Regions from separate parts of the Mus musculus genome. Here all the other regions are linked to region 1. The links are chromatin loops, found by intact Hi-C in ENCODE. Cell type or tissue: left cerebral cortex. All regions are shown on one strand.

What was found. Hi-C counts contacts between places; a loop is a spot of excess contacts. Peaks named below come from ENCODE experiments on the same cell type or tissue, not always from the same donor. Only the 100,000 strongest peaks of a DNase experiment are listed, where the experiment ranks them.
Region 2: it touches region 1 in a loop (10-fold over the local background); 37 of 42 quality-filtered maps call a loop at or near these places.
Region 3: it touches region 1 in a loop (3-fold over the local background); 4 of 42 quality-filtered maps call a loop at or near these places.
Region 4: it touches region 1 in a loop (5-fold over the local background); 21 of 42 quality-filtered maps call a loop at or near these places.
Region 5: it touches region 1 in a loop (3-fold over the local background); 4 of 42 quality-filtered maps call a loop at or near these places.
Region 6: a loop joins it to region 1, with 7 times the contacts of the local background. A loop is called at or near these places in 34 of 42 quality-filtered maps.

What each region holds. Positions count from the first base shown.
Region 1 is chr7:79,347,676-79,351,675 of GRCm38, reverse strand. Abhd2 (abhydrolase domain containing 2) reads right to left here. Exons shown (of 11, transcript NM_018811.6): 6 at 3,233-3,416; 7 at 833-925. It overlaps Gm24224 (a long non-coding RNA gene), which reads left to right. Exons shown (of 4, transcript XR_003946649.1): 2 at 2,591-3,553. Among named protein-coding and RNA genes, the nearest start is that of Gm24224, 4.2 kb to the left of the region's middle. In left cerebral cortex, a CTCF peak has its summit at 1,702 (motif pointing right); a DNase peak (open chromatin) is centred at 1,748; H3K27ac peaks cover 3,160 bases.
Region 2 is chr7:79,244,295-79,248,294 of GRCm38, reverse strand. It overlaps Gm39040 (a long non-coding RNA gene), which reads left to right and starts at 723. Exons shown (of 3, transcript XR_882241.2): 1 at 723-1,892; 2 at 2,243-2,353; 3 at 3,509-4,000. In left cerebral cortex, a CTCF peak has its summit at 1,817 (motif pointing left); a DNase peak (open chromatin) is centred at 1,813.
Region 3 is chr7:78,789,767-78,793,766 of GRCm38, reverse strand. It overlaps Mrps11 (mitochondrial ribosomal protein S11), which reads right to left. Exons shown (of 6, transcript NM_026498.2): 4 at 3,001-3,130; 5 at 1,828-1,893; 6 at 779-1,125. The coding sequence ends at 1,018. Among named protein-coding and RNA genes, the nearest start is that of Mrps11, 8.6 kb to the right of the region's middle. In left cerebral cortex, a CTCF peak has its summit at 2,092 (motif pointing left); DNase peaks (open chromatin) are centred at 487, 1,068 and 2,094.
Region 4 is chr7:78,922,253-78,926,252 of GRCm38, reverse strand. No RefSeq gene overlaps it. Among named protein-coding and RNA genes, the nearest start is that of Isg20, 10 kb to the right of the region's middle. In left cerebral cortex, a CTCF peak has its summit at 1,768 (motif pointing left); DNase peaks (open chromatin) are centred at 363 and 1,771.
Region 5 is chr7:79,271,247-79,275,246 of GRCm38, reverse strand. Abhd2 (abhydrolase domain containing 2) reads right to left here and starts at 1,981. Exons shown (of 11, transcript NM_018811.6): 1 at 1,908-1,981. It overlaps Gm31510 (predicted gene, 31510), which reads left to right and starts at 2,218. Exons shown (of 2, transcript NR_169073.1): 1 at 2,218-2,280; 2 at 3,390-3,555. In left cerebral cortex, a CTCF peak has its summit at 1,510; DNase peaks (open chromatin) are centred at 2,149 and 3,999; H3K4me3 peaks cover 2,566 bases; H3K27ac peaks cover 3,711 bases.
Region 6 is chr7:79,139,356-79,143,355 of GRCm38, reverse strand. Mfge8 (milk fat globule-EGF factor 8 protein) reads left to right here. Exons shown (of 9, transcript NM_001045489.1): 4 at 306-487; 5 at 802-954; 6 at 1,567-1,711. Among named protein-coding and RNA genes, the nearest start is that of Mfge8, 7.7 kb to the left of the region's middle. In left cerebral cortex, a CTCF peak has its summit at 2,312 (motif pointing left); a DNase peak (open chromatin) is centred at 2,308.

The DNA of each region.
Region 1 (4,000 bases):
GGCCAGGCTAGACAATGGTGTTTTAAACACTAGGGTGGAGGGAGGAGATGAAGTGGGCACAGGGGTGCCCAGCTGTGGGCCTGGCGTGCAGAAGGTTCAGCAGGAGGAGCTTGAGCTCGAGAGCTTAGAGCCAACTCAGTCAACATAGTGAACTCACATCTAAAACACACACACACACACATACACACACACACACACACACACACACACATCCCCCAAACCAACTAACAGATAAAAAGGACTGAGAAATTGACCACTTAGAATGCCTTTTTCTTAGGGTGATGCCAAAAGCCCCCTCCAAAGTCTGTTTCTTGATGTTCCTTGGGTACCAGGTTCTATCTAGGAGGAGGAGAAGCATGGCCAACACCCCTGAAGTACAGGACAGACCTAGGAGCCTCTGGAAGACAGCCTGGTGGGAGAAGGGAGACCTGAGATGGGCCTTGAGGAATGGGCTGGGCCTAGGGAGCAGCCGCTGACAACGACAGAGGCGTGGAGAGGCAAAGGGAGCAAGCTCCAGTCTAGTTAGAGAGGAGGGGAAGTGCCAGGGAGGAGGGTGAAAGACTACAATGGGAGTAGTGAAAACAAAACCATCACAGGCATCCCTGGCAGGCTCTTGTGTCTTCCCCACTGCTCCCAAGGCCTGCGCCTTGAGCAGGCGGCATGATGCTCTGCTCTGAGCTTCCCGCAAAGACCAAGTCCTGGCCACCTAAACAGTGACAGGCCACCTCAGGACTACTTCAACTGGGTGAAGATGGTATGTGGAGAGGTTCCTTGTCTCGTCTTAGTGGGAGGTACCAAGGTACCACCTGAGACAGAGGAGAGGGTCCTATACCTGTGAGACAGGATGATCTTCTTCATGTTGTCGGCCATGAGGAAGTTGTAGAACCTGCGGCACTGGTCCCACTGCATGAAGGTCTCCTGGGCCCTGCGGGGACCACAGAAAGTTAGACTCCATGACGGGCATGAGGGGCTCTGTGGGAAGTACAGGCTGGCTTTGACTCTCATGTTGGATAACAGCTCTGATGTGTAGCATTCAAACATCCGGGGAGAAGCCAAGAGTCTCTCTGAAGACGACCCTGCAGGAAGCCTCCAAGGCCAGAAAGGCACAGCTGGTTGTCAGCAGCACGCCTGACGCCCACCTGGCTTGCTGAGATCTGCTCCAGTAGATTTTCTTTTTAAAAAGTGGGGAGCATAAAGGTGTAATGTGCTTAGAAACCAAAAGCTGAGGCTTCCAGTGGAGAACAACACACCTTCGGAGGTCGGAAGCCACTGTCGTGCCTGGGACCTCTACAGGTACAGAAAGATCATCACAGGTGGGCCACTAGGAACACGTGCCTAATACCTTTTTCTTCTTAACCATCAAGCCACAACCTGTTGCTACTCGACTTGGTTCCTCCCCTCTTGACCTTTGACCCCTGTTGCCGCTTGATCCGGGTGAGAAGGCACTTCTCTGAGCTGCCACATCCCATGTGGCAGACGCAGGCTTCAGCCATAGGTCAACCACGTACTAAAGAATCGGCCTACTCCATCCCCCCGCCACCCCCCATTGCACGGGGCTCATGTGACAATAGGCAACTGTATGTAACTCTTAGAGGTAACAGGGAAGGAGTGGAAAAAGACGCATTTCACAGATCCTAGGTTCCTATTGCATTCAATCTTATTTGAACCCCTTACTTTGTTCACTGTGCTGATCATCTACTGACAGCAGATGGCGCTATTGCTGCAAAATGCGAGGAAGCCTGTGCTTGTAAGATTGGGGCATTGAGCAGGAGGGAGGGAGGAGAGGACAAATTTGTCACAAGCTTCCTATTTATAAAGCCCAGTGCTCTGTGCACACTAGGTTAGCATTTACAGCAAGCTCCCTGGTGCTGAAGTCAGGGAGGGAATCTAGTGGTTTCTAACACTAAAGATGACAGGATGCTGACTGTCACATCAGCTGTCAGGTAAAGGCAGGGAGGACCCCACATCTCTAGGCCCTGCTCCCTCGGGTCAGGTGGCAGGCTGTCTGTCCTCCTGAGTATCCTTTTCTTATCCAGGCTGGGCAGGACAGATTCTGGCTAGCTCTGGATCTCTGTGACATGATCTGGGAGTTGAATATTTCTCACTGGGCCAAGATAAAGGGAATACGGATTCAGCCATCTACAGGCCAAGAGGCTAACCTAGTTCTAGAATGCCAGAGCTCAGAGACTGCTCAGGTCACCACACCCAGTGACTGCTTAACGTGGGACCATCTACAAAACGGGTCTGGAAGGCAAATTCCCAGGCTTTACCAAGTTAGAGTTTCCAGATGTGGGGCTCTGCCGGGCTGAGCTTCTTTCTAGCATGATCCCCTCAAGCGACTCTTCTGTTTTAAACCTTCCTTGTTATTATTGTGTGTTCAGGATGATGTGTGGGGGTGAGCATGCCATGGCACACAGTGGAGGTCAGAGGACAGCTGCGTTTTGGGGATCAGACTTACCCAGCAAGCCCCTCATTCACCAAGCCATTCTGCCAGCCACCCCAGCGATTCTCAAAGAACCGAGACAGCCAATGGCTCACCAGACTGGCCTCTGGGATCCCCTGACCTAACCCACCCTCTCTAATTTTCCAGTGAACAGTAATGATGCAGCCGACAATTCCGTTCTGTGGCTGGGTGCTGTGCTGAGCACTTCACACATGACCTCATCCTGTATAGCGTGTCTGCTGACTGGAGACTAAGGGCTGAGGTATTTGCTCCCGCGGCTTCTCTGGGAGGATGGCTGGGATGCCTGAGAGAAGAATCCTTCAGGTGAGGACCTGCTGAGGAGATTTCCACAAGCTGCTTCCGACACCATCTGAGACTCAAAGCCTCCACTGGATGGGGGGACCTGGGGGTCACAAGGCCCAGGGGGTCGGATGCTGCTGTCTGCTGTGCTCTCTTGTTAACTCGTAGTCCTGCCGTATTCTGGAAACTCAGACACGATCCGAGACTCCCTAGAGAAGCAGCAGTCACTTTGATGATCCGATTACGGACCTGATCCTAGAGTACTATACAGACCTCAGGTGTAACAAGCCCTAGGACGACACGGAGGCAAACCCATTTGAGCCTAAGTGTTGGAAACCTTTGCTCAGTCTGCAAGGTGCTCCCTGGACCCTGCTGTCCTGGGCGAGCTCTATAAACAAGTACTGTCAACTGAAGGACCCAAGGGGAGAAACCTGTGTGTGTGTGTGTGTGTGTGTGTGTGTGTCTCTGTGTGTGTGTTGGATGACTCACCTCAGTGCGCTGTACCCCTGGCACACACTGACACAGCACAGGACCTTTTCCTGGTTTGCCTGCGTCTCCCCCAAGTATTTGCACACGATGTTACCACCCAGGCTGAAGCCCACGACGACCAGCTGGGTCTGGGGATATGTCCTCTTGATGTAGTTCACCATGGCTCCAAATTCCCACGTGCAGCCTGTGGGCAAAAGGAGAGGTCACCTGACCATTGCCAATACAACAGAAACTGAAGAAAATGCAAGCTGGAGTGTTGCTAACTGGGTGCCCATGCACTGAAGAATGAGGCACGCGTGCATGTGTGCTGAGAAAACGCAGGTAGGCAGACATTTTTTTTTTTAGCTATGTGAGAGAGAGATGCTCCCTTGAATTAGAGAAAAAATGGGCATTAGCAGTGTTTGTGAGCAGACGTACAACACAAGTCAAATACATTTGCAATGCTCTTTTAAAGGTGGGTTGTGATTTACTGGGTTAGATGCTCCTGGGCATCCAAACAGATTTTCAGGGCGAGCGTTAAGCAGCTATGTTCATGCACAGACAGATATAAATACCAGCAAGAGTTAAGCCCTTTGAGGATTGATTAGCTTCTTAGCTACAAATTGGGGCGCTCTACCCCTGTGTACAATGATTCATGGTGTGAAGAGCCCAGAGGATGTTATTTACCGGACCTTCTTGACAACTCTGGGGACAGAACGAAGATGAACCCCAAGTCTACAGGGACACCCAGGATGCTCTGCAGGGTTCAGACAAATGTTCTTAGTGACA
Region 2 (4,000 bases), 100 kb after region 1:
AGGGGCACAGACAATAGTCAATTTGGTTTTCTTCCAGGTCTGGGGTGACAGGTGGCCAGGGCTCAGCCAGCTTGTCTAAAGTTCAAGGATGGCTGTTTTGAGGATGTTGGGTGAATACCATGTGGTTGGTCTGGGTGGGGAGGCCACCCTACTTCCTGACTGCCTTGGCACGTGGACACTGGTGAAACTAAAGAGGTGTGGCTGAAGGCAGAAGAGAGGGGCCACATGGACGGGAAGCAGGAGGAGAGATACTGGAGAGGAAAGAAAACTTCCATTTGTTTTTTTTTTCAAGTTCCTTACCACCTCCCCGGAGCACAAGCACAGTCCGTCGGTCGCTTGGAGGCTACCCAAGTGTCCCAGCACTAGCCTTCCCTCATGAATTTTTCATTTCAGGCAAAGAGCTCTTATCTCTCACTGGGGCTGCTTCAGGAGCCTGCCTTCCCATCAGCTGGAGACGGAGCAGATGAAGGCTTGCATTAAGGCCAAAATTATCTGTCCCCTGAGAGAGAAATGACACTCTATGCCCTTAAAGGACACCTCTGCCCACATTTTACTGTGGACCTCTGCAGACCGTAAGGCTGCTGGGTTTTAGGACATTTTGTTGAGGACTGAGAGAGAAAAAGGCTTCCAGAGCAGCTGTGGTCTTGGCCAATGCATTGGCTCTTGTCTGGTGCCAATTACTGGATGTGAAGGGGGCTCCAAAGCAGGAAGGGGGAGGGGGAGTGATGAGGAGGTGTGGCCTCTCACCACACAGAATCCCAGGAGTTCAGGTGTCTAGGGGAAATTCTGAGGGGTGGGTGCCTCCTCTCCCTGACCCCATCCCCAAGCTAGAGTGAGTGAGGCCCCCAGATGACTTTGTGGGAGGGGATATGCTGCACTCACTTGAAAGCCAGATTCAGAACTTCTGCCTCAGTGACAGGTCCTTTCTGGGCCTACAAAGACATCTCCCCTGGGCCTATCTTCCCAAGATGGACCTGGATCTGGACCTGGGTCCAAGGGGTGATTATTTTGGGAGGTAAAGGGTACTGTTGGAGGAAGCCTGGATGTTCAGGTGTGAGTATCCTTGTGTTATTTGGGGTTCCTTATAGTCTGGGACAAGTAGAGTAGGATAGGGATGGGAGAGGAAGGATCAGTGATATGGATCTCCAAGAAGACTGAAAAATCGAAAAACCAAACCAAACCAACCAAACAGAAACTCATTTGGAACTAGGTCTCAACATTCTCTCTCTCTCTCTCTCTCTCTCTCTCTCTCTCTCTCTCTCTCTCTCTCTCTCTCTCTCTCTGTGTGTGTTGAGGGGGGGGAGAGGTTATATCCAGTGTCTCACTCTGTACAGCCCATGCTGATCTGAAACTCATGACCATCCTGCCTTAACACCACAGATATGTCACCACACTGAGCTCAGCATAGTTGGTCGCGGGAGTATGCATGTCATAATGGAAGGATGGGCTCTCTTCACCTAGCAGCCGATTGTCTTAATTGATAACAAACACCTGTAGACACGGAATCCTTGAGTCTTTATTTGCGTTTTTGTTCATGGCTTGACCATTGTCCTAGTAGCACTTGGAAGTGAGGGAGCCCATGATGTGGGATTCCTGGTGGATAGGAGAGAGGACCGAGAACCGCAGGGAACAACTCGGGACGGATAAACAACGTTTTAAATTTATGGTGCCTTCAGAATATACTACTGTTGTTGATTTTATTGTTGTTTTTTTCACTCCGCTTTTAGGATAGTCTACTGGGAAACTTCCCTCTGTTTTCCCAGCAGAGCAGCAGGGAGGTTGGAGAGTGAGCAGCGCCACCCTGAGGCCAGGGAGGCAATGGCGTCAGGAACGGAAGCCTGCCGCTTAGGTCGAGCAGCTGCGCGATCACATGGCCCCGGCTACATTTAGAGGTCTATTTTTTAGTCTTCATGCAAAAAATATATTTTCGTTACAGATGCTTCTAAACAAAATGTCAGCTGCTAGCTAACGGCGATGACCAATCCCCAGAGCCCCTTCAGAGTCCGGCCCCCAACTTCCCAGCAGCCCCAAGGGTAACCAGCCTCCATCCCGACCCACTCCTGTCCCTCTCAATAATTTAGAGATGGGAATTAACTCTGAGCAGCTAAGGAGAACTGACCTGAGGAGTGTGGGGGGTGAGGGTGGGGGCGGAGGGGACAGCTCTAGGGTAGAACTGACTTTATTGTTATTTTACTTTTAACTAATAAATAATTAATTAGAGACAGGGTCTCATGTACTCCAGGTTGGCCTCAAAGTTGCTGTGTGGATGAAGATGAACTTGGACTCCTGATCCTCTTTCCTCTACTTCCCAAGTGCTGATGTAATGGATTCTGTCACCATGCTTACCTTACATGTAATGTTATTTTAAATTGTATCTCTTACATATAGGATTTATAGAGTTGAAAAAATTTAATGTCTACTTTCTTTATTTCCTGGCATTGTCCACATGTTATTAATTCTGGTGGATGGGAAGATTGTTCTCACTCCCATTTTACAGACAAGGAAACTGAGGCCTAGGAAGGAAAATAACTTACTCTGGGTCACTCAGCAGTAAGGCACACTGGTGGACTCATAGCTCTGTTCAGTCTTGGGAGATGGGGGACATTAAGTATTCAAGTTCCTGCCAAAGTCTGTTTTATTTTGTTTTGTTTTTTGAGACAGGGTTTCTCTGTATAGCCCTGGCTGTCCTGGAACTCGCTCTGTAGACCAGGCTGGCCTCGAACTCAAGATCTACCTGCTTCTGCCTCCCAAAGTGCTGGGACTATAAGCCTGTCAGAAGAGGGTGTCAGATCTTGAAGCGGAGTGCTGGGAAGCAGCCTGGGGTCCTCTGGAAGAGCAGCCAGTGCTCTTAATCACTGAACTGTATGACCAACCTCTTGCTATTATTAATAGGATCCCAATAGACATTCTAAAAATAAGTTATCAGAAACCAGTGCTTTCCTTTTGTGAGCTGAATTCCTAAAAGCAGGATTGGTAGGTTGAACAGTAGGTGTATTAGCCCTGGGCAGAAACTGCCAGCCACAGAGTGACTGAGCACACCCCACACTAATGGAACTCTCAATACAAATAATGGCGATGTTCAAAAATAGTGTGGAACGATGTTTATCGGAAGCTGTTCAGAAAAGAGACGTGTTCTAAAACAGCAGAAATGCTTTTGCTTTTTAAATAAAAATGTCTATGTAGAATAAAAGACAGATGGGGTGACCATCCGGATGTTAGCAGTGGCTGTTTCAGATTGAGGGGGTTACAGGTGACCTATTTCCCCTGGATTTTATCATATCTATTCTCTCTCTCTCCCCCCAGGTGTGTGTGTGTGTGTGTGTGTGTGTGTGTGTGTGTGTGTGTGTGATATGCATGCATTCGGAGGTGAGCTTTCCCCCATGGGTCTCTGTGGGTCTCAGGGATTGGCCTCAGACAGCCATGCTTGCCTGACACACCTTTTCACCCACTGTGTCATCTCACTGTCCCGACTTTATTTTCATGTTTGCCTCATCTGTATTTTCTACAGGGTCATACACGGCTCATGTTCAAGTGTTAGGTTCTCTGGGGCTGCGTAAATGGACAACTGCTCAGACGTGTCACCTGTCAGGGATGGGGCAAGGATGCCAGGCATCAGGGAGTCTGGAGTCTAAGTCAAAAGAATGGTCTGTGGAGCATTGGGATGAACAGCAGACCCTTCAAAGACAGTGGGGACGGGCTGGCTCTAACAGGGCCCCAGCGTATCTGCACGCATTCCTTCTCTTGCTGCGGCAAGCCTTTGTGCATTCTCCTGGCCGCTCACACTGTGCCCATGTGTCCGGGTAGCGCCTTCCTTGTCTGATCCTCTTTGCTTCTGACTCTGCCGATAACCTGTAAACCCTTCTTTGAGAGTCTCGAACTCTCTTCATCTCCTTCCCAACTCTGATCAAACAAACAAACAAACAAACACTGGACACCCACTCTCAGGAGCAGCTGTTGTGCAGAACTAGAATATCAGATGATGTCAGTGACGACTGGCCAG
Region 3 (4,000 bases), 560 kb after region 1:
GGAGCAGGGAGACATTTTCCCTTCATTTCTTCTATGTTGGTAGTCTTGTCCTTTCTCCAGCTCCAACACAGCCCCTCCTGTCTACCCAAGGGCAGCTCTGGGCCTCACTCTACCACGCTTGGGAAGGCTCAGGGCTTCACCCGCCCAGTCGAAGCCCTGCCTGGAAGGAGTGGCACTATGCTGTGGGCATTTCCTGCTAAGTATCTGCTGCTCTCAGCTGGGAGGCTTGGGAAGAGCTGTCTCCCCTATCCTGGCCTCCCATGGTGATGCATGATTGGCTGAGGGGCAACTCGGGGTTTCAGAGCTGTGCCCATCTGTCTGGCCCACCTAGGTTCTATACCAGCACAATTCATAGTGCTATTCACGCTTCTTCCTGGCAAATCCTGTTTTATAAAACTCCACCAGCCTACAGCCTACTTTTGAGATACTTTTCGTTTGGATTTGGGGACTGGCAAAGTTCGTGGAGTATGACGGATGAACAGTCCCAGAAAGTGTGAGCTTGAGAGCACCCACACTCTGCTAGGCTAACTTTAAACATGCCCAGCAGCTGTGAGATCCAACAGACTCCAGAGAATGGCAAAAAGTTCTCCCCTCACCCGGGCTAACTGCTCAGTTGTTGGCTGTGACAAGATCTGGCCACCTCAATTAAGAGGCTCTAAAGGCAGTGTGAGAAGAAGGGGTGCAGCCCACTTTACACCGTAGCCCTTCTATCCAGGCACACCTCTATTCACAATCTTTCAGAAGTCTGTAATACTGGGAACAAAAACTCACAGCTACTACAGAGAATAGTTTTTTATTTTTGGAGCAGAGGCTGAGCTGGCCACAGTGGGCCTGGGGTTCCCACTCCCTCATGTCCAAGAGGCCAGCTTGGCACTTCCAGCCTCGGTGCGAGGAGAGGAGTGTTTCCCCAAGGAGGGCTCGAGAACAGCCGGCTCCAGCGGCTTCCACAGTGGGCCTTCTGTAGGATCCACAGGAGTCAAGACCTGAGGCCAGGTCCAAGTGCAGGCTCCCTTCCCGTCACAGCCTTCGAGCCTTCCGGGGTCGGCAGCCATTGTGTGGGACCGGGGTGTTGTCTGTGATTGAGATCACTTCCAGACCCCCCATGGTCAGTCCTTTGATGGCAGACTGGAAAGATCAGAAATAGGCAAAAGGCACAGGCTTCAAAATGATGACCGCCATCGTCAGGCAGGGCTCGAGAAGGATGGAAGCTCACTGTTGATGTCTACGGTTCCAGCCCCCTGCCTCCACCTTGTGTTTTACAGTCTGGAAAGAGGTTCTATCTATGCACTCTGGTAGCTTTACAGGAGTGTTTTCTTCTCCTGGGACACACACACTCACACCCCAACATCTCGTTCTTTTAAAGTCAGAGAGATGTCATTTGTTGGAGGAAGCTCTAGCCCCACTGGTCTCAGAATCCCTCTCAAGGTGCCCAGCGCCTTGACCCTTCTCCATCGCATTCACTGTCTGTGCTGAGGACTTGCTTGAGATGGTCCCCCAGAGACTACTTTTCCATCCAAGGGGCTGGGACCCAAGAAGGTAATAAATTAATCCATGACCCAGGCTTGCTCTGCGGGGATTAGCAGATCACAGGAACAGAAAGGAACTTTAAACAATACCATGTCACTCACTAAGGGACATTTCTATCTCTATACCTGACTCTGAAGAACAGGTGTGCACGTGTATGCACACGCGCGTGCGCACACACACATACACAGACACACAGATACAGACATACATATACATACACACACACACAGACACACAGATACACACAGACATACATACACAGACCCCCCCCCCCCCCCAGGAGAACCGCTAGTAACTTACCCAGCGTCCTGGCCCCATGCCTTTCACTACGACTCTGATGTGGGTCACTCCCTTTCCTGTGGCTTTCTGGAGAGAGGCAAGTGTCAATGCCCCTGAGACAGTGCTGCAGCCCAGTCTCTGGCTACTGTCCCCAGGACTCATGGGATAAGGGCAATGACAGAAGCAAACAGTGAGGCAGAAGACACAGAGGGAGTTAAGGCCTAGTGGACAAGGGTAGATGCTAGTGAACAGAGCCAAGGAACGAAGGTGACAGGACTGCACTGCCATCTAATGGACACTTGTAGATATTGCCTGGTTTTCCTCCAAATGCTGAGGTGTCACCATGGATATCAAGGTCGGGCCCACTTAGACAGTGGGATTTAGTTTCTTTACAGTTAAGTATGTGTCCAGATTAGGAACACATTCACTACAGGTCCTGGAAGATACTCAAGAGCTACCACTCAGAGGCCCCCAAACACTGGCATGTGCTGCTTAGCCGACTATGCTCCGTCTGATGGTCTGATGGGCAATTACATCGTTCTGTGCTTTGGTGATCACTACTCATAGCAGTCAAAGATTGCCTTACGTCTAGCTTAAAGGTCAAGGTGTTCCTTCAGGAAGTATCCTGCTTGTCAGAGTGCACACATCTGTGGTCTTTGCTATACCAGAAAACACGCAGCTCTGGCTCAAGGCCCATCTGGGTTCACATCAGAGAGCTCAACTGGCTCCCTGACTCTGACCAATCCCCAGCATCCGAGTCTCTTGAAAGAGTGGCTAATAGCAGGCTCTTCTGAAGACAGGGTACTAATGAAGTGTCTGAAATGGAGCTGCCTGATTTGCTTCTAGAAAGATCTATGACGTCATTTTGGGACCCGTGCTATAAGACATGCTTCCTGAATAGAATACAGCCCAGTGGTCTTTCATGGAGGGAGTGTTGGTTCCTAAGCCTTCAGCTCTCTGCTTATTCCTCTGAACATAAATGACATCTTTCTTCTCCACTGAAGCTGAGAGAGAAAGTTGGTAACCTTTCTACAAAGGCCTCTTAAAGCAGCGGCAGTGTCAGGGCATCTAACAGGGGTGGGCAAAGATCAGAGGCCCCCAAACACTGGCATGTGCTGGTTTCCGAATCTGGTTTAATGAGACTTCCCCACTGTAAGCCACAAGGAAAGTGGAGCCACGTAGTCAGGTACTTACTGCTGCGGCAGCTATGCCTGCTGTCTGTGCGGCGATGCCGGTGCCCTTCTTGGCATTGCGAAAGCCTTCTGTGCCACAGGAGGCGCGGGCCAGGGACGCATTGGTGGCAGAGACTACCTGGATCTGTGTGCTGGGAAAAGGAGGCACACAGATCTAGTACTGCTCAGGAAGGAAGGGAGCTTGCTAAAGTCCTTAGGAGCCACAGTGAGAAAGAAAAGGTCATTAGCTTCCTCCGCTAAAGGAAGATGGGCAAATCACACACTTAGGGGGAGTGCCATAATCCAAGGGCAGGAGAGCGTCACCCAACAGGGGAGCGTCACCCGAAGGAACCACTTCCTCCTGAATGAAGCCTTCCCTGGGGCAGCATTTTCCCTGATGTGACATCGCTTGGTGTTTTATAAAAACCTACATGCGTTGCATTAGGCAACTGTTAAAAAGACAATGCTGAGAAAATTCGAGTATCTTCCACTACAACAATGTAAAGAAGAGTGTGTGAGGGATGGCTTACAGGTGCACCCACACGGTGGGAAGAGAGAATTTGTGCAAATTGTTCTCTGACCACCTCATGTTTATGATCACTCCTGACAACTAAGTAAACATGTAATAAGGTAATTTAAAAAAGTTTATGAATAAATGCCAGAGACCTGTTACCTCATTCTGCTCCAACAATGACCGTCACATCCAAATACAGTGTCTCCTCTAAACCCGCTACATGCCCTCATCCATGGGCTGTTTTGAAGCGAATCTAGTATCTATCATTTCAGAGGTAACCATAAAGACTCAAAATAATCCCACAAAACCAGTTATCCTATAATATTATTATAATTCAAATGCTTATGACATTCTATTCTCTGACCAAAAATTATTTTAAGTAAGTGAAGCTTTTTCCTAATTTGCTTTAAAATGGTAAATTGTAATTAAGACTGACTTTAAGCTGGGCAGTGATAGTGCACACCTTTAATCCCAGCACTTGGGAGGCAGAGGCAGATGGATTTCTAAG
Region 4 (4,000 bases), 430 kb after region 1:
GTACTGAACAATTCCAGCCATTCCATGTCCCATGCAGGAAAGATGCTAACTCCATAGAAAGAATGCTTATTTTAAATCTGCCCTCATTCAGGACTCCCACTCCACCCCAGATCTACAAGACATAGATTGGGGATCAGACAAGCAGACCTGTTCCAAGCCCCAGAGCAAAGACTGAATCTAGCTTCAGATATAGAGACTGGGGCAGCAGAAGGGGCTGGGACCTCCCGCCTGCAGTCCTGGGTTTAGACTTTGTTCCTGAGGCCTCCCTGGAGCAGAGGCCTCCAGGTTCTGCCACGAAACACATGTGGCTTGAAAGGAAAGCGCTGGGGCTGGGCCAGGGCCTTGCCTTTCCCTCCAGCTTTCTCATCCCACAGCAGGAAAAGCATATGTTCTTTCCATATAGAGGAGAAATTGTTCCGAGGGTGAGTAAGTCCCTTGTCCATGAAGCTGGCACAGCCCACAGACCACTGGGCAGGAAGCTGGGCAGCACTGGCTCCCACTCTTGGAAGCCGGACCAGGCCGAGTTGGCTGACACCCTCCAAGAGGGCGGGATGGTGCAGGGATGCTGGACTGTGGTGCCTAGGTCATTGACATTTTCAGGGCAGGGACCTGGGGGTGCTGAAGGTTCTTAGGTGGATGAGCGAGCAGGGAGTGCTTTTCCCATTCAGCTGCTGGGCTGGAGGAGCAAAGAAGCAGGGGTTTGCCAGAGGCAGGCAACCTGCAGTCTGGGTCTGAGTCAGAGGTGACTCAGGTGTGTGTTCAGCCAGGCAGGGTCATTTCTAGCTTGTTATTTCCAATACCTCCCCAAGTTTTCCTCTGTGCTTCAGGGTTAGGTGGCAGCCGGTGACTCATCCTTGATGCCAACTATCCTTCCACCAGCCCTAGATATGCAGGGGACACTTCTCCTTCCTGGCTGAGAGGGGTCCAAATTGTTACCCGATTTACCCCATTGATTAAAGAACTTAATATGTGTGGGGTCAGAGGAAGGTGGGCAAAGTGGGTTTGGTGTATGATGGGACGTTGGTCAGGGGGTCAGAGTAAAAACATTTAGAAGATTGTGAGACACAGTTTAGAAAGTCAAGGACTTGGGGCAGAAGAATGAGACAGAAAATCATCTGGAGATGAGACTTGTCACTGGGTCCTGAGCATAAGTGGTAAGGGACCATCCCTACTATATAACCTAGGGGTCCACCTGTCATCAGGCCCCTCCAGTCCCAGGATAGACAGCGCCAGGTGAATGGAGGCCAGAGCCAGCTGGCAGGCAGAGTGCAGCTTTAGATAGACCAGAGGCAGCCCTGACGCTGTTCCCATTGGCCAGTCTCGGGACATTCCCATCCGGGCCCTCAGAGCGGGTGCTGACTCGGATCCTCCTCCTTCCCCAGGCTTGTCCAGAGAGTCCCCTCAGGACAGCTGGGAATAAGGAGCTGGCCCCTTGCAAGATGCAGGCTTTCCCGTGGGTTTAGTACCCCTGGTAACAAGCTAGGCTTCAGGGCATCCAAGCATCTCAGCCTGAGGCAGGAAATTTAGTCAGAGCAGTCCTTTAAGAATCTAGGTTTGTCCTGCCATTCAAACGAATTTGAAGCCACTGAAAGAATGGCGGGCTTTGAGTTGGAGGGCTTGGAGCCATCTTGGACCTGGGCCAGCTCTCAGCCCCTTTCTGAAACTAAGACTAGCAGTCCCTGACCAGCACCCAAGCTTTTTTAAAGTTTTCCCCACCACTGGACTTCCAACCTTCAGGGCAGCCTTATTAGGCTGATGGTTCATGACTGCCACCTAGTGGTTATCGACTGCCAGATGGGGTAGATGAATCCGTCGATTTTGGAAGTTCATAGGAAACAATAGAGCAGTAAGCATGGGGGTGAGGAGCGCACCCAGAGAATATAAACTGCACTCTCCAATCCTGGGAGGAAGTCCCCAAGTTCCCTGAGCTCAGGATCACAGATGGCAGGCACTGCCACAGTCAAACACCTCAGGTTTGGGGTGAGGTGGGACCAGACGTGAATCCCTCAGACCCTAACTTTATCTGTTGAACTGTGTTTTGTGTTGTGTTGAGACAGGGTATTGTTAAGGCCTAGGTAACTTTTACCTGTCTGACCTGCCATTTGTGCTGTTACTCATGGCACAAGGAAACGTTCTGCTGTGCTGTTACTCGGAAACTTTCTCATGCTCTGCTTGTTTGCAGATTCTGTTCTGTTCTTTGGTGTTCCTGGAAACCAAATCGCAACAGAAGTCAGCTAGAACGGCTTTGTATAGTTAGCCACAATGATCTTGGACCTGAACCAACCACCAGGCAGCACTTCCTGTACCCATGTATAAACCTTTATGGCTTCTTGTCTTTATAAGCTGCCTCTGGGACGACGGACCCCAGCATAAGAGAGACATCAGCACCAATATAAGAAACTTCCAGTTAGAGTAGGAGTCAAATAAAGTTTAAATTCCCAAGGCCTCCCTGGGAACTGACATCCTACTTGGCAGAAAGAGACCTCTATGTGGGTAACTGGCATCCTGGTTGGTGAGTTAAGATATGAATGTTAGGCAAGGCAGGTCCCCTGCCACAGTTGAATACCCCAAGTGACAACAGGATACGTGTACAACAAAGTTGTGTTCCTAAGGAAATCCCCTGTCACCAAATCCTGATTGGTGGAATAACTTGGCGCAGATATTTGTGGATTTCAAGTCTTAAAAGATCTGTAGGATCCTGGCTCATGGTTGCAGCCAGCTCCTGAGTCTGGTCTGTGCCCTTGATCGATCAGTCCTGGAGTGAACGTTCAGTAAAGGATCCCTGACTGACTGAGACTGGTGTTCATGTGGTTTGTGAGCGACTCCTGGACCCCAACAGGTATGAAGTGGGCTAAGCTAACTTCAAATCTGCTGTGTAGCCAATGGTGACTTTGAACTTCTGAGCTTTCTGCCTCAGCCTCCTGTGTGCCGAGATTCCTGATATACAGTACCATGCCTGGTTTATGCGGTCCTGGGGATCAATGCCAGGGCCTTGCTCATGCCAAATTCACAAACTAGCCATATCCTCAGTACTCCTCCCACGAGCCCCTCATCTTCGAACCAAGACTACTTAGGATCCAACCTGTAGGGCCTCAGACCTCCTTCTGCATGGGTACTCCAGGCAGAAGAGGCCAGAAAGGTGACCAAGCTTCCTGGGTTGAGGCCGGCTGTCAACTGTAACTGCGTATTGCACTTGCCTGTCACTCAAGCAGTCCTTTTCAAAGCCAGGACCCTTTGGGATGGAAATGCCAAGCGTGGGTAAGGAGGTCTCTGCCCATTAGAGTCAAAGGCAGCTTACTGTTCTCACCCATGTGTTCCACTGCAGATCTACTAATCCAGGACCCGACTCCTGTAGTCGGGTCACATGGGGTGTCTGTTTTGTTTTGTTTTGTTTTCAAGCTCTATGTGTGAGCCTGGTCCTCTGCAGTGTGAAGCCATGAGGTGCTTTCTGAGGGACCCTGGGACTTGAGTACAGAGTGCTCACACTCAGTATGCAGTCGGTACTGAGCGTCCCCAGTAGCTTCCCGTTCTGCTGGTCTGGGTTGGAGCCTCTGTTAGGTAGTTAGATATTAACAGGCTTGGAAAGCTTAGGCGCTGGAGCCTGCCTCATAGTCTGCAGCCTATAAAACAAAGGACAGGGACTTCTGGGTATCGGTGGTCACATGGTTGGGACCCCCTTGGACAGCCTAACTATTTGAAATGGCTCCACGGAGTCCTGAAGTTCATGAAAAGGGGAGCCTTCTAGTAAGGAAGGAAAAACCACATTATTCCAGACACACACCACTGAGCCTCCTCCTGGAAATCAGAGCAAGCTGCTCCAAAGAGAAACACCATGGACTGGAACAGAGGCCTCAAAGGAATGCCAGGGCTTTGTTCTTGGGATTGTAGAAGTGACGCCAAGCCTGCCTGGTGTGTAAGTCCAGTCACTGGTCTCTTTGGCCATTGTCTGCCCCCACCCCCTTGATGGCACTTGCTTTGCAATAAATTCTGTCTTCTACCT
Region 5 (4,000 bases), 76 kb after region 1:
TCACTTTTAATCCCTTTCAGGATGACTGGTGTCTCAGGGAGGGTATAAGGTGGGAACTAAAATGTGGTGGGATTATGAAGATCATGTTAAAATCTAGACGGTGTTTAAGGGTGAAAAAAAATCCTGGGTGGTGGAGATAATGGAAAGTTACATGGAAAGGCGACCACACGCTATTTAGCAAACCTGTTATGGTGACCATACGCCAGGCACTGTTCTAGTGGTCCCAATAGCGCATATTTCTCTAATCTTTTAACCAAAGTACCAGCATCATTCCTTGCCTTACTGGCCAGGAAACTGATACAGAGAAGTTGGATAACTTGCCCCAAGTCACACAGCTAGGAAGAGGCAGAACGAAGATTTAAACCCAAGCACTTAGATGCCAAAGTCTGAGCTTCTACCCCCTCTGGACTCATCTAGAACTTCAAGAATGAGAACTCTGCCGGAAGTAGAATTCAAATCATGTCCTGCCTAGACCTAGGGTTCAAGGGATGGAACAACTCTTAGTCCTGACCCTGTGATGACCAGCCAGCTGTGACTACCCCAGGCCTTAGGTTTCTTCATCCGTACAATAAGGGGGAAGAGTTAGATGAGCATCAGCCTTTTGGCTTCTAAATATCATGCTGACCGCCAGCAGCGTGGACTGAGCTGCTTTTGGCTGCCTACCCGGACAAAGCTTCATTTATCTTCACCTGGGTAAAGCGGGTTATAATTATTTCTTCTGCTTCCCGACCTTCAGAGGATTATGTCCTTCCTAGTCAAGCAAATGAGGGGAGGCAGTGAGGAGGGGAAATGCATTCTGCTTAGTGTGACTGTAACCCAATGGTCCTTGAAAAGCTCTGGGCACAGATCATGTTGACTCTGCCAATCCTGCAATCTCTCCCAAGCCTGTTCTTGGAACCTGCCTCTGGGCCAGGTAAAACTTGACCAGCTGGAGGTGAGGGCACCACAAAAGAGGAACCAGAAAGTGGAACCCCCAACTGCGCACTTAAGGTGAACCACTTGATTAACTCAGCATTCAATATAATCTATTCCATTTGTACGCAGGCATGCACACATGCATTTGAGAGCTAAGACCTCAAAAAAGATCATTATGGGTGTATTCAACATCCCCTTGGAATCTAGCCAACTCCGGTAAGTCCCATCCTCGATACAGTCAATAAATGTTGTTCAGAGTGCATGGGTGGATGGAGAAGGGCCTCACAGATGGCTCATACAATTCTCCCCTTCCTAAGCATCCCAGACAGGTGGCTATCATCTGGCCTCTGGCTAGGCACTTCCAAGGTCGATGCTCTGGCTGCTCGGCCTGGCAGGCAGCCCGGGGCGCTGCTGGACAGATCTTGTGGGGAAAGCCCACGAAGCACCTAGAACAGTTGCCCCACAAGCTCAATAAAGTGCGCCTCCAAGTAGGTCAAAAATTGCTTCCCTACAACTTGAACCCATCGGTCGTAGGTGAGCCCCGGGATCCCAAAATGCATCGGCCCATCGAAAGGGCTTGTAGTCAGGCCCTTTCAGGTTTCCAGCATCCTGCACTCTCTACCCTGAGTCTGGCCGGCCAGATACCTCCCCCAGGACCAAGACTTCAGCATTGATCAGAGCGAGGGATGGCAGCCAGGAGGCCTCCGTCGGCCTTGTCCCCAACCTCGGTTCCTCGAGCAGGAGAGGACAAAGGACCTTTAGGAAGGCGTATCCCACCAATGGGTTGGGCTGCCCCGTCATCAGACAAGCTGGCCCTCTAGATCCCCGCAGTGCCAGGTGACAGTCCCCCAAACAGTCCCCACGGATCCGGAGCACTCAAGCTGCGGCGCGATGGGCCGAGCCACGCTGGGGACCGGGTAACTCGGGGTTCTGGCCCGACGCATCCAAGGCGCGATCCCTGTTTGGTGGAACTCGCCCAGCCGAGGTCTTACCTTCTCTCATTGACTCCAGCAGTCCAACCCGCCCGGAGTCCGGTTCCCGCAGCTCCGCAGCTGCCGGCTGCGCTCATAGAAATACAGCCGGAACCCCTGGCCAGCGCAGCTCCCGCCGCTACCGGCCCCGCCCAGGCAACTGCCGCCACGCCCCTGACGACCGCCTCTGCTACGCCCCCAAGCAAGGCTCTCCCAGTGTCCATTGGATCACCCAGCCGCCACTCTATTTGTTCATCGCGCTTGTTGCGTCTATATGGTGGCCCATTGGTCAGTAGGACTGCTCCTCAAGGTGGAGGCGGAGATTCTTAGCGGGCAATTCTCCTATAATTGGTTACTTTTGATGTCTTTAGCCAGTGGGCCTAGATGCTATTGGGTAAGGTCCTCCCCGAGGGGCGGGATAAGGGGAGCCGGCTAAAGGATGGGTTATGTTTGATGGTTGATGATACGGAGTAGAGGAGAGGGCCTATTGTGATGGCTTTCTGAGTTCTGGGGCAGAAAGGTCCGGAGTCTTATAGAGATGAACTGGGGAAAGAGATAGCCCAGCCGTGGGGTTCTCAGCACTGGTGTGCCCAGGAAGATGAACCTGTAGCTCAGGACGTAGGTGTTTGAAGTGTGGAGTCCTAACTTAGTAGAGCAGAGGTGGTGAGTCACTAAACCAGAAAGCAAGAGGTGGAGGCGACAAAGAGGTGGAGGCAGCAGCCTTTGACCTCTTTCAGCTAGGGAAGTGGGTGGGAACATGCAGGACTTTATGGACCTGTTACAGTCCCTATGATCTTTCAGCTTTTAACCAGCCCTTGTGGTTGGAGGCCACTTGGAAGAAGTGACCTTTGAAGTCAGACTGCAGTCTTGGCCGTGCCTTTTAGCCTTTTAGAGTTCTCACTGACTATATTTGGTAAGTGCTGGTTGCTGATAGAAGATCAGTACAGTGCGTGGTGTTCCACGGGCGTTTATCAAGACTAGCTATTCATCACTCACCCTCTCCATCCATGCACCTAGACTGGGTTCTACCATTCTGTGAACCTGAGGCTCTGTTCGCAACGGCACGTGCCTGATGGAGAGAATACTGACAACCCGAAAGGGAGCTCCAGTGAGGCAGCCACCGACACACTGCCAAGGCACGCAGTGTGGCTCCAAGAGAAGAGGCAGGAGACAGAAGGAACACATAGCCAGAGGAAGGAATTTAGATTTGAAGCAATGTTAAATTTTCTCTTAATACATTTCCGGACCCCGACAAGGAAAGCATGAGCCAACTCAAGGAGGAGGAGCCAGCACCGGTCTCCTGTTTGTTATTCCAGCAGGAAGCTGAGGCAGGAGGATTGCTTTACTTTGAAGCTACATAATGAGTCCTCCTCTGTCACAATGAGGCCTTGTCACAAACAAACAAAGCAATGTGAGCAAGTAGCAGCCTTTGAAGGCTACTTAGTGCGGATCCAGAAGTCCCTCTAAAATATCCCTCAGACTCCCCCATTTCTCATTTTGAAGGTATGGGACACCCCAGAGTGTGGACGGAAAGACTCTTGGAACTGCATTGAACCCCAGACCTTTCAAAGCACCCATAACTGTGGGACAGTAGAGAGGAGGAGAGGCTCCATTGCTCTTCGGTTTTCCCCCAGTTGTCATGTTACCTCAATAAAGTTTCTCCTCAATATTTATTTATTCCTCTGTAATCTGCTCTCTCTTGACAAAGAGAAGGCCAGGCTTTGGTAGCAAAGGATTTCACTAAGAAACAACCTCCCCCATGGTCATGAGTTCTCTTCTGCTGAGATGGTTTAGACCGTGAGAGATGAGCTCTGGGTTTGTCACCAGATAAGGATATTAACCAACTGGATGTAGTCACCTCACTAATACACAGGTACCAAAGCATCGTGTGGTTGGAGAGCCGTAAGTATGCACAATTGTTGATTAAAACGAAAGTCTTAAAAATGGGGGATGTATATAAATAGATTTGCTGCCAGTCGAGAGAGTTGTATTCATGACTGTGGGTGCAGGCGTGTGTGCGTGTGTGGGTGCACACACTTGGTTCTGAGCTACAGCTTTCTGGTTCTTCCCTTTAAATAGAGTTGGTTGGTGGCTATACACAGGGCTGCACACGT
Region 6 (4,000 bases), 210 kb after region 1:
TGTTCACCACAGCCGTCCCCAATACTGCCGTCCCCACCCCGGCCCCCACCCCCGATCTTTCCAACAACCTAGCCTCCCGTGAGTTAACTCTGCTGGCTCCTTGTCTCCCGTGTCTCCCGTGATGTCTTCTCTTCCATCTGCTGTCGGTGTCCCTTGGTGTTATCTGCTCTGAGTGAGGGTCTGAGGTTCTCTCTGTCTCTAGGTCCTCATCAGAGGCCACGTTGTTTTTTCTCCTCTTGTCCCGTGGACATAACCGGGCCGTGGAACTTTGGATTAGGCTCCCGATGGTCACTGTCTCCCTGCAGGTTGTTCTACACAGCTGGGCATGGAAGGGGGCGCCATTGCTGATTCACAGATTTCCGCCTCGTCTGTGTATATGGGTTTCATGGGCTTGCAGCGCTGGGGCCCGGAGCTGGCTCGTCTGTACCGCACAGGGATCGTCAATGCCTGGACAGCCAGCAACTATGATAGCAAGCCCTGGATCCAGGTAGGAAAGAACATAGGGTAGGGTGATAGGGAACACAAAGAGAGGTGACCACGAGTGATGTGTCTATATATGGAGGGCAGCCTTGGGCCTGGAGCCAGTGGGCAAATTATGAGAGGAGATGGCCTTTGATAAAGGGGCTTTGGCACCCATAGGCCTCTTGGGGTCTTGGAACTTGGGCTTTTCAGAGCGTAGGCTCCAGAACCTCGGGAGAAAAACCAGCCCCTTGGAGAAAGAACCCAGTGAGCTAGCCCGTTGGGTTTGGTTGGGAGGAACTTGATGATGAGGAGACCCATCTTTCTTGCCTCGGGGTCCAGGTGAACCTTCTGCGGAAGATGCGGGTATCAGGTGTGATGACGCAGGGTGCCAGCCGTGCCGGGAGGGCGGAGTACCTGAAGACCTTCAAGGTGGCTTACAGCCTCGACGGACGCAAGTTTGAGTTCATCCAGGATGAAAGCGGTGGAGACAAGGTGGGTCTAAGGAGAGGAGTCTAAAGTCAGGACCCCTAAAAGTCTAGCACTGATTGAGAAGCAAGAGAAGCCTGAGTGGTAGGGTTGGGGTGAATCTCCCAGTGTCCCTTGGTATGTAGACATGGATAGACCTTGATCATGTTGATGTTCTGTGGTTGCAGGATGCAGTCTCACCCGATAGAGGCTCAGAGTAGTAGTGCCCTGCCCTGGAAGCGGTGGTGGTTGTGGTAGATTTGGGCTCCATTCTGAACATTTCAGGGCTACAGTGTACAGTTGTGAAGGTGTAATTAACAAAGTGGGCACCGTTTACAGCACAGATACCACACAGTTCTGTACTGCTGTTTTCATAAAGTCTTTGGAGGATGTACACAGAGAGAGGCCCTCTAGAGAGCCCCACGTGAGCTGGAGTTTATGCCCAGGCCCTGCGATGACCAAGAAGAAGGTGACAGGGACACTGTTCTGATGGTGGTGGTGGACAGTCAAAGCCAGGGCTGCAGGCTCAGTCTATGTGGGCTCGGTGGAGGCTGTTCTTCCACCCACTGATGGCCTCTCAGGCACGAAGGGGAAGAGGCAAACGCGCTTCCTCCTCCAGCCCTCCCCCTTCTCTTCTAGGAGTTTTTGGGTAACCTGGACAACAACAGCCTGAAGGTTAACATGTTCAACCCGACTCTGGAGGCACAGTACATAAAGCTGTACCCTGTTTCGTGCCACCGCGGCTGCACCCTCCGCTTCGAGCTCCTGGGCTGTGAGTTGCACGGTGAGTCCGAGATGAAGCTTCCTCTGATGTTGTGAGCTGCTCAGGGGCTACCGTGGAGACTGACCCCTTGCGTCCCGCCTGGGAGTTCCAGTTATGTGCTGTCTGCCATGCCAGTCCATTGCTCTGGGCATTTTGGATGGTCATTTCACATCTCAGTATTTCTGCTTATTTTGGTTCCTGGTGCTTCTAGAATAGGCAGTGAATTCTACCACTGCAGGGGGATTGTCTGTTTTCTTTGTTGCTGTGTTCCCAGGGCCTCAAACACGTGGGTGCTTAGTAAATCTTTGATGAGGGATGAATGAATGAATGGATGGAAGGACACCTGGCTGCATTATTCATCCGAGATACCCAGCCGGGAGGTGCAAGCATAGAGCTTTCCCTGCGTCTGCCACCTGCGTTGTGTCAGCATGCAGGTGCTTCTAGGACTATCGAGCTTGGAGTTTGGTGCTTCTACAGACAGGGGGACTAGAAAGGGACAGATTTGCTGCTGAACCAGGGAGATTACTCTCTGAAGTGGACCTTCTGACCAATCCTGCCATCTAGTTAAAGCCCCACTGTCTCTTTTGAGGCTGGTTTCTCTTTGCAGCCATGGCGCCACCTGCTGGCCACATGGGGTAACTACAGGGCTGGCTCTGCTGGACTGGAGAGCTCGCCCCAGACCCGCTGGAAGCCAGAATACTTGGAATAGTCGGTTGTGCCTTCTTTCCCTTCAATGGCACTGTTTCCTGTTTCTGCATTTTAGATACCACCTAGAGCTGAGTTTTGGGTCTCACTGTTTTTTTCCCCCCTTAAGTGCTAGCGACTCAGGGGTTTGTGAATACTAGCCATAGGTGCCACTACTGAGCCACACCCAAGCCCCGGTCTATTTTGTTTTGTTTTGGTTTTGAGATAGGATCGCTCTACATAGCCCTGGCTGTCCTGAGATTCACTGTGTAGACTAGGCTGTCCTTGTGCCTTTGTCTCCCGAGTGCTGGGATTAAAGGCATATGTCATCAAGCCTACTCCCTTCCCTTTTAAAAGTATAGAGTTAAGCCAGTAAGAAGTCAAACTTGGCCCTTGTGCTCAAGAAGCCAATTGAAACAACTAAATTAATGGTCAAACGTGGGAATATGGACATATAAGGGAAGATGGACACAGATCCAGTAGTCTCTTCAAGTCCATCTTTGGGGTCCTGAACTGTGTTGAAAGTTTAAGTAGAGGGCCAGGGACACGCATGTCTAAGCAGTCCTGAGTTGTTGTCCCGCCCACTGCTGACTCATCATTGCCTGGGCTTCTGTCTCATCCTGGTCTGGCAAGTTGTTAGAATGTATAAAACCTTCAGGGAGGCAGGTTCCCCCTTCTCCAGGCACGGGATTCCTGGGTATATTTGCATCTGTTGGCAGCCATTGTTTCAGTAGTCTGATAATCAGAGAGAGAGACACACAAGTATCTTTTAGAATATTGATTTTTGCCAGGAAGGTTATCCTGCTCCCAGGGCCATTGCCTTTTGCTTCATGTGACTCCTTATCTGGCAAAGGACAGAACTCAGTCTGGTTTGGCCACTGCTCCCTGGGGTCACCCAGCCTTCACTGCTGGCTTGAGGCCTCTGGTTCTCTTAAGTTGCCAGGATAGTGTAGTCCTGAGTGATTTAAATCTTGGGGTGGGGCAATCTGAGAGTCATAACAGAGAATGAAGAGCTGTGCCCTCTGCCTCCTTCCCACCTTTCTCTGTAATCCAGGCTGTTAGCTGGAGAGTGATGATGCAAATGTGTGTGTGTGTGTGTCTGTGTGTGTGTGTCTGTGTGTCTGTGCACTGTACATGTGAGTGGGTGAGGCCCAGGTGTCCTGGGAGTTCACAAGGCTTCCCAGACCAGGGTTGTTATTTTTAGCAGACAGTGTCTTGGGTAAATTAACTGTTTAATTTAGACAGTTACTAAGTTTCCCCTAAATACTTAGATCCCAGGAAAGAACAAGTGAGACCTTTGACCTCATGAAACTTTTACTTTTGTTCTCTCTAGGGAGTCAGAGGTGAGATTAGCAAATGAAAGGAAAGGAAGGGGGCGGGCAAGATGGCTGAGTAGTTCAAAGCACCTGCTGCTGTACCAGAGGACTTGGGTTGGTTTTTAGCGCCCACATCAGGTGGCTCACAACCACGAGGAAGGACAGTTCGGGTGGTCCCAGTGCTCTCTTCTGGCCTCCATGTACTGCACACATGCAGTGCTTCTACAGCAACCCAGGCTAACACACAGATAAATAGATACGGTGCCTAAACTCTCAGGCGCATATTATAAAGAAGAGAAAAGAAGAAAGG